2 separate regions of the Mus musculus genome follow, and region 1 is linked to region 2. The links are chromatin loops, found by intact Hi-C in ENCODE. Cell type or tissue: heart. All regions are shown on one strand. Links, peaks and the distances in the headings refer to the core of each region. The heading gives the core; the rest is flanking DNA.

Region 1 (3,442 bases), core at 1-2,500, 53 kb after region 2:
GAACTTAAGGGCCTTTGCAGGGATGCTGACAGAGGACCAACTAACTCCTCAACACCACTTCCAATGGGAGGGAACGTCCCAATTCGTAGGCTTATTTAACTAATGGCCAAACTATAAAAAAAACAAAATAAACAACAACAGCAAGACCCACTGAGTAAACCAAGCCGGCCCGGCCGGCCAGAAACTTCAGGACCCCTTTTTCTCATCCTGAGTTCTGTGTTTTCACAAGGGTGCACCCCACTACCACTGTGGACTCCAGATATCCAAGCTTTGATATGATCTCTGCACGGGAAAGAACCCAGCAAAATATAATCACGTAGGAAGAATGTTCTTGGTTAGTGATGTCTTTCTTTTGTTGGTTTTGATGACTGGCTCATAAATACAGTCAGGTTGGTGACAAAAGTGGGAAGTTGAACCCCGGTAAAGGGCTGTGTGGGCGGAGTAGGATAGAGCTGAGATTAAAAGTGTGCCTCAGCTGACCCTCTGTCCCCATACACTGGAGGGGACACAGGCATTTCTGCTCCCCATCTATAAGATCCCGAGGAACTGAGTACGAGGATTTTATAGGCTGCCCAGACAAATACTGGTCCTGCCCGTCAGCTGATCTCCCTGGCACCAAGGAGCCAAAGACGAACTGGGCTCTCCACCTCCAGGCCTGGAATTCCCCGTGGTCCACGCTACACTCACTGCAGCTCCCTCTTGCAGATTCCTCCTGGTCGGTGCCCCGTCCGATCGCGGTCACCCGCAGATCGGGAACGACTGCAGAACCCCACCCTGTGCCGGGTGCAAGCTCCCGGAGCCACCCACGCGCGGACGCGACACCCAGGAGAGCCCGAGGAGTCGGGGGTGGGGTGGGGGGTCTCCTGGGTCGCGCTTACCTGGCGAGGACGCCGCGGCACCGAGCCCACAGAGCAGCAGCGACGGCAGCCACAGTGGCAAAGGCCGCATGGCCCGGGCGGCCCGGGACCGCGGGGTGGACGCCGCTCAGACTCGCACCGCAGCGGCCATGGCGAGCCGAGCGCCCGCCTCTTCCCCAGCCTAGCCGCAGAGCCGCCTCGCCCCGCCTGCGTCCCGCCCCGCCCCCACCGCGCCCGGCCCCGCCCCCGCCCGGCCCGTGGGGACTTTCCCCGGTGTTCCCGGGAACCGCGGCCCCCGCAGCCCAGCACACAGCCCCGGTGACTCCGGCCACACCTCGCCGAGCCGACCTCCAATGTGTGGCCAGAGATCTCTAGTACCATCCTTCTGGAGAGACCCGTGGACACCCATCCCCACCCTACCCCACCCCACTTCGGACTCCCGCCACGTACGATTTAAGGACCCATTTATTTTGAATTCTGTTCTCTTTAATGACCGGAAAGATCGTGCTAAGCTTTGAATCCTTTTAAGCAAAGGGCTACTTAAGGGTATAGCAGAGAGGACCCTCTAGGCCGTGGTGTCACAGAGGAAGAAAAGCTAGAGGAACTGTACTGGTTGCTTAATAGTCTGTGGGTTTGGCCCTCTGTGGCTGTGAAGCTACGAGGAAGTGACCCCAGAGCAGGGCAGGGATAGGCTCCCAGCCTGAGCCTTCCCCAGTGGCCAGCCTGTTGGCAGAGACGTTCACACCTCGGCCACAAAAAAGGGGGCAACGAAAGGAATGGTTAGAGGGAGACAAGAGTCAAAGAAAGGGGTCATCGAACCGCAGCTATTGCTCCTAACCGCTGAGGCCTCAGTCTTAGGAAGCCACTTTAAACTGTAGTTGAAGCTGGCCTTGAACTTCACAGATCCTCACATCTCTACCTCTCAGGGGTTAGTCGTGGGCCCCCAAACCCTTCCCTTGTGCCTGTGGCTCCAGAAGTTGGCCTGTTATAAAAATACGTGATGAAATTATCTAGCAAAAATTTGAACTATGACTTGAGAATTTCAAGACCCAGAAATGTACTTACATGCCAAGGAGAAGAGGAGGGCTGTGGGGATCCTCTCAACAGGACGTGTTGAAAACCGCAGAGGAGAGAAAACCTAACCACACAGGCTGTGGATTATAAGTATACCCCTCTGAGTGCCCCGTGCCCTGCCCCCGGCATGTTTTATTTTTATGAGACAGGGTAAGGAAAAGGACTCAGCTAAAGCCACGAAGGACCTGTGATCACTAAGCTTTTCAGCCTGTGGTCTTGACCCCAAATGGTAAGCCTTTGGAAGTGCTACTACTGCCTCACCCCACTCCCTACCACACCCCTGTCTAGAATCTCCCTCCCTCAGCACAGTGCTAAGGGCATATTCCCTGGATCTGTACCCCATGCCTCAAGCATACAACCCCCCAAAGACAAGCGTTTCTCTCCTTTCCCCAAGGCAACTTTGTCAGGGCAAGGCCAGCTAGGTGCTGGCATCCACTCTCTTGCCCTTCCTGCCTAGAGGAACCCTGATGTCGTTGATAGCTGAGTCTTCTGTTGAGATCTGGCAGCTGGCAGCGGAAGATAACAGGAACTCCGGTCTGGCATTTCCTGTGTGTGTAGCACTCCTGGCTCTGTCTGTCCCTCTGAGCAACTGCTTTGATTGTGCTGTGTGCCGCCATTTCTGTGTTCTCTCTCTTACCTCCCCATTGCTTCTCCCCTTTGGAGGTAGGCTTATTGTGGACACAGCAAAAGACTAAACCTTAGGGTGTTTTATTTGCATCTTCCAAAACCATGAGAGCAAAGACTGGTCCCAGCACTGCATGAACACAATCACAATGCTTTCAAAAATATTTATGTGTGTGTGTGTGTGTGTGTGTGTGTGTGTGTGTGTGTGTGTGTGTGCAGGGCCCTGTGGAGATTATCACCTCCCAGGAAGTGAAGTTACATATGGCTGTGAGGTCCTGGAATTCTGGGCCTTTGCAAGAGCATCAGGCCCTCTTAACTGCTGAGCGAATCTCCAGTCCCTGGAGATCTGCAAAGTAGGAGATTTTAGCCACTTTGATAAGGCTTCTGTGTCTTTCCTCTTGAAGTTTCTATCTGACACACTTCTCACATAGGGAAGTGTCCGGTAGCTATGAGAGTCTTGAGAAATGCCATGTTTTATAGCTTATGTAGAGCAACAGTAGTTGTGAAGTGAAAACAAAGTTTTTTTCTTTTTTTTCTCCTTTAAAGATTTATTTATTATATGTAAGTACACTGTAGCTGTCTTCAGACACCCCAGAAGAGGGCATCAGATCTCATTATGGATGGTTGTGAGCCACCATGTGGTTGCTGAGATTTGAATTCAGGACCTTCTTCGGAAGAGCAGTCAGTGCTCTTAACTGCTAAGCCATCTCTCCAGCCCCAAACGAACTTTGTAAGCCAACAATTATTTTTTCTCCAATTTTTTATTAGATATTTTCTTCATTTACATTTCAAATGCTATCCCGAAAGTCCCCCATACCCTCCCCCACCCCCACCCCCGCTCTTCTACCCACCCACTCCCACATCTTGGCCCTGGTGTTCCCCTGTAC
Region 2 (4,700 bases), core at 934-3,433:
GGGTTTCAGTCCATCAGAGAAGTCGGGGCTGCAGGAACTTAAAACAGCCAGTCACATCAGACCTACAGCCAAGAGCAGACAGCGCACGCCTGTCCCCTGCTCAGCACACATTCTCTTACACTATCCAGGCCCCCAAACCAGGGAACGGTGCCCCTTTCTCAGGCCAAGTCTTCCCACATCAATTAGAGCAGTCACGACACTCTCCCATGGCTCTCCCCTAGCCATGTCTGCATGTGTGCAATAAATCTTCATGTCACACGCGTTAAGGAAATGGTAGCATTGGTGCGATCAGAGGGTAAAGCTTTTAGTACAAGTGCCATAAAGTGTCACCTCATATGCAGGCCTGACTTCTGAAGAGGAACCTCAGCAATAATCACCATGACCCAGGTGACAGAGGTGTTTCTAAAGTAAAGCTAGTGGGTGAAGCCGTTCTGTTACTCAACACAGTAAACCCTCTGAAGAGGAGACGCAGTATTTGAAAGTGTTTACACTTCCATGTGGAAACAGCCCACTGCAATCTTTTAGTTCCCATGGAGTAGGGTTTGCTTTGCACTCTTAGAAGATGGGCTATGAATTGCACCGTTAGTAGTACAGTCCTTGGCTGGCAGTTAAGGACGAATCAGAACAGCCCACCCAGCCTGAACTGCTCTCTGTTCTTGGTAGGTTTCTTTCTGGAGTAGAGCTCATTGGCTGTTTTGGGTGAAGTGGATCTTCGGCTCTGGTCCAAGGCAGAAAAGGATCCCAAAGTTTCTGCCGCAGACCCTCTGGGCCCCTTTGTCTGCGTGGAATGGGTCTCTAGTCGTGGGTGGACAAAGTGTAGGATGAGGGACAAACAGATGCACACAGGAGAGGTCGTGTGGAATCTGAATGTAATTTGTCAAATCGAGCGTCGGACTTTTTATGCAGAAGACAATAAGGAAGTTGGGTGACACACCAAAAGTACAAGCAAGGTACAAAGAGGTTACTGGATTCTTACATAAAACAGAGGAATGCAAACACAGAAGGTCTAACAGGAACCACCTGGGATAGAATTCATTGTTAACAACTGGGATCAAAAAGGGCTCCACCTGGGCTGGTGAGATGGCTCAGTGGGTAAGAGCACCCAACTGCTCTGCCAAAGGTCCAGTGTTCAAGTCCCAGCAACCACATGGTGGCTCACAACCATCCGTAACAAGATCTGACGCCCTCTTCTGGTGTGTCTGAAGACACCTACAGTGTACTTACATATAATAAATAAATAAATCTTTAAAAAAAAAAAAAAGAAAGAAAAAGGGCTCCACCTAAGATTCACTATCTTAGAAGCCAGGGTCAAGGGCTTCATGCCCTTGCCATAGTTCCTATTTTAGTCTGTTGAATAGTCCACCTTCCCCTTAGGCCATTGTAAATACGTGTGTGTGTGTGTGTGTGTGTGTGTGTGTGTGTGTGTGTGTATGGGTGTAACTCAGCTATAGTCTTAGAAGCCAGGTGTGAGGTCTTTACTCTCCTAGGGCAAGGGCTTTCACACCCAAGTCATGGTTCTAACTAGGGAGTTCCGTTCTAGCTAACCGTCTCAAGAATAATGCAATACTCTAAAACCACAGCCCAATCTACTTCCTAAACCATTGTAAATTCCTGTATATGGGAGCGACTTGGCTTTTATTGATAGTGTAATACGAGAGGCTATTCTGAATGTCACTGTCTAGCTCAAGGACGTTCTAGGACTGTTGGAACACTGAGGCTTTAGCTATGTCAGAATTCAATCTTAAAAGGCACTTATAATAGGATGATACTGAAAGAGAGCATGTGGATCCATACACTAGATTAACGCGGGAATGGAGAATTAAGAGAACTCCAGACTCCAGGAGGAGAGCTTCCTTGAAACTCTTTTTGCCTCATGAGCAGCTTTTAGGCATCCCTGCCTGACAGGCTGACTCGACTGGAGTGCCGTGGCAAGTTTCAAAATCTCCCCAGCCTGGGGAGCCTCGACAGACAGGTGCTCAGGCCAGAATCTAACAACGTATATGAGCAGCAGGGTGTGCTGGCTCACTCGGAGGCAGAGACAGGTGGATCTCTATGAGATGGAGATCAGTCTGGTCTACAAAGCAAGTTCCAGGGCAACCAGGGCACTGTTACACAGGAAAACCATGTCTTGGAAACAAACAATCAAAAAAATCAGCAACAAGACAAAACAAAACCACCAAAGTATATGATTGCATAGCATTTGGTGGAGTTCCAATTCAAGTAATGCATGTATGGAGGTCTGGTCTTTTTCTTCAATATTCAAACTCATTTTATGTGTATGAGTGGTTTTATTTCCCTATTTATTTATTTATTTCATGTATATAAGTATACCATTGCTCTCTTCAGACACACCAGAAGAGGGCACCAGACTCCATTGTAGATGGTTGTGAGTCACCATGTGGTTGTTGGGAATTAAACTCAGGACCTCTGGAAGAGCAGTTGGTGCTCTTAACCATTGAGCCATCTCTCCAGCCTGTGTATTTTTGTTTTGCCTGAATGCATATATGTGCACCATTTGCATGCTTGATGTCCAGGGAATCCAGAAGAGGAAGGTGGCCCCTGGATCTGGAGTTACAGGTGGATGTGAGCCCCACTCTGGGTCCTCCGGTAGAGCATCTTCCCAGTCCCCCTTGCCCCCCTTTTTAACTGATGGAGAAGTGAAAGCAGACGGCACATTCTGGACAGGCAACGCACTACTACTACACTATATCCCAGATCCTCCAGTAGTTTTGAGACAGGACCTCACTTCAGCTTGATCTTTTGTTTTGTTTTGTTTTGTTTTGTTTTTGTTTTTGTTTTTTTCGAGACAGGGTTTCTCTGTATAGCCCTGGCTGTCCTGGAACTCACTTTGTAGACCAGGCTGGCCTGGAACTCAGAAATCCACCTGCCTCTGCCTCCCAAGTGCTGGGATTAAAGGCGTGCGCCACCACGCCCGGCTCGGTTTGGTCTTGAATTTGCTGTGTAATCCAGTCTGACTGGAAATAGAAATATGCTTGAGACCATGATCATACCCAAGCTGAGACATTTTGGAATGCAGGGATCACAGGCATGTATCACCACACCTGTTTATATGATGCTTGGGATACAAGCCAGAGCCTTATGTATTTAAGGCTAAATAATGTACCAACTGAACTACATTCCCTAGCTCTGGGACAGATACCTAAAGATGTTCCCTTCTGCTGCCCCTCTTGCTTGTTAGTGTGTGTGCATAATCCCATACTCCAAAAAGGAATTTATGCAGTGAATATTTATTGAATACCTAAATCCTAGATTATATACAAGAACTACAGGAGTAACAGGATCCAGGATGTCATTTGTGACAGTTACGTGACACAAAAATCTTTTTGCTTTACTCTATCTAGGTGAAGTGTGTTTTTACCTTCAATGTAGTAGTAACTTGGACTTTGCATCTTTCTTTAACTGCATTTATATTCTGTAGGAAATGTGGTTTTTGAAGTTATGCTGAAAAATCCAGAGGCAGTATCTCTAAAGGAGATAAGTAAAGATTTGCTCCCAAAACAAGCCAAAAATCTATTTGGATAGACGGAAAAAGGAATCAGGCTGAAATAGCTATGTAGCTTTGCTTTGCGGGTACCCTCAGAAAACCAGTACTGACTGGGATCCCTGGACCTGTAACTTCATCTTCTGAGGTCTTGGTTTTTGAACGTCTTGGAGTGCGTTCTCGACTCTCGGCAGCTGGTGAACAATGCTCAACTGCTGATATGCAAGAGGACCTTGCGTAATAGGCTTGGGTTCCCCGTACCGGTGCTCTCACCGATGCTGAGGCGCTTGAGTTTACACTACTACCGCAAACCGCAGCAGGAGAGGTCCGGACCTCAGCTCCAGGACGCAGGTAGAGCACCGCGCCAGCCCCGCCCTCAGGAATCAAGCCCCGCCCTCTATCTAATCGGTCGCACTATGATTGGTCTCCGCAGAGCGCACGGGTCCAGCCCCGTTCCGCCTCTGAGGTCCCGGTCCCGCCTCCAGGGGTTATGCCCCGCCCACGCAGGCCACTTGCTGCAATCCCATTGGTTCCTGCGGTGCGCACGGCGCCTCGCCCCCGCCCCACCGGCGCCCTGGCCTCCCGCCCGCCGCCGGCCCCCGGCTCCCGGACTGAGGTTGATCGGGCCGCTGCTTCCCGGACAGACGCGCGCCCTCGACGTCCCTGCTCCTGCCTGGGCTCGGTGTAGACTTCGCAGGTAGCCGGGTGAGTGCGGTTGGCAGGTCTCGGGTTTCTGTGATCTGCCGATCGAACGCAGGGCGCCGGCCCGGCGCGGCCTGAGGTTCTGTGGCGCCGCCCGTGTCGGTGCCAAGGAGCGCGCGGGCGACCGGCGGGGCCCGGCCTGCGCCCGCGTCCTCTCGGCGCCCCGTGGCCCTGACGCCGCCGTGACCCGCGCTCAGCCGAGGCAGGCCGCTCCGCCGCGCATCTCGTCCTGAGTCTGGGGAGGTCCCCAAGGCGATCGGTAGGGGATGGAGGTCCTGTGGGGCACCGCCGCAGCCGCCACCGAGGCCCCACGAGCGTCTGGGGACGAGCGACCCTCCCGTTTGCTCGGAGCCGTTGCCAGGAACTGTCCTTGTATCCTTGACTTTCCCCTCCATCCTGCAAGCGCTGGGGGGAGAGGGAGGAGAGGGAGGAGAGGGAGGAGAGGGAGGGAAGTCTTTGGGAATTCATCCTAAGTGGCGAGTGGCCTTTTCAGAGA

What was found. Peaks named below come from ENCODE experiments on the same cell type or tissue, not always from the same donor. Only the 100,000 strongest peaks of a DNase experiment are listed, where the experiment ranks them.
Region 1: a loop joins it to region 2, with 1.8 times the contacts of the local background. A loop is called at or near these places in 4 of 42 quality-filtered maps.

The regions. Positions count from the first base shown.
Region 1 is chr16:91,544,669-91,548,110 of GRCm38, reverse strand. Ifngr2 (interferon gamma receptor 2) reads right to left here and starts at 1,052. Exons shown (of 7, transcript NM_008338.4): 1 at 879-1,052. The coding sequence starts at 948. In heart, for the core only: no CTCF peak of the experiment used is centred there; DNase peaks (open chromatin) are centred at 730, 940, 1,530, 2,230 and 1 weaker place; H3K4me3 peaks cover 1,813 bases; H3K27ac peaks cover 2,500 bases.
Region 2 is chr16:91,597,089-91,601,788 of GRCm38, reverse strand. Tmem50b (transmembrane protein 50B) reads left to right here and starts at 4,109. Exons shown (of 7, transcript NM_030018.3): 1 at 4,109-4,207. In heart, for the core only: a CTCF peak has its summit at 2,336 (motif pointing right); no DNase peak of the experiment used is centred there; H3K4me3 peaks cover 21 bases; H3K27me3 peaks cover 363 bases.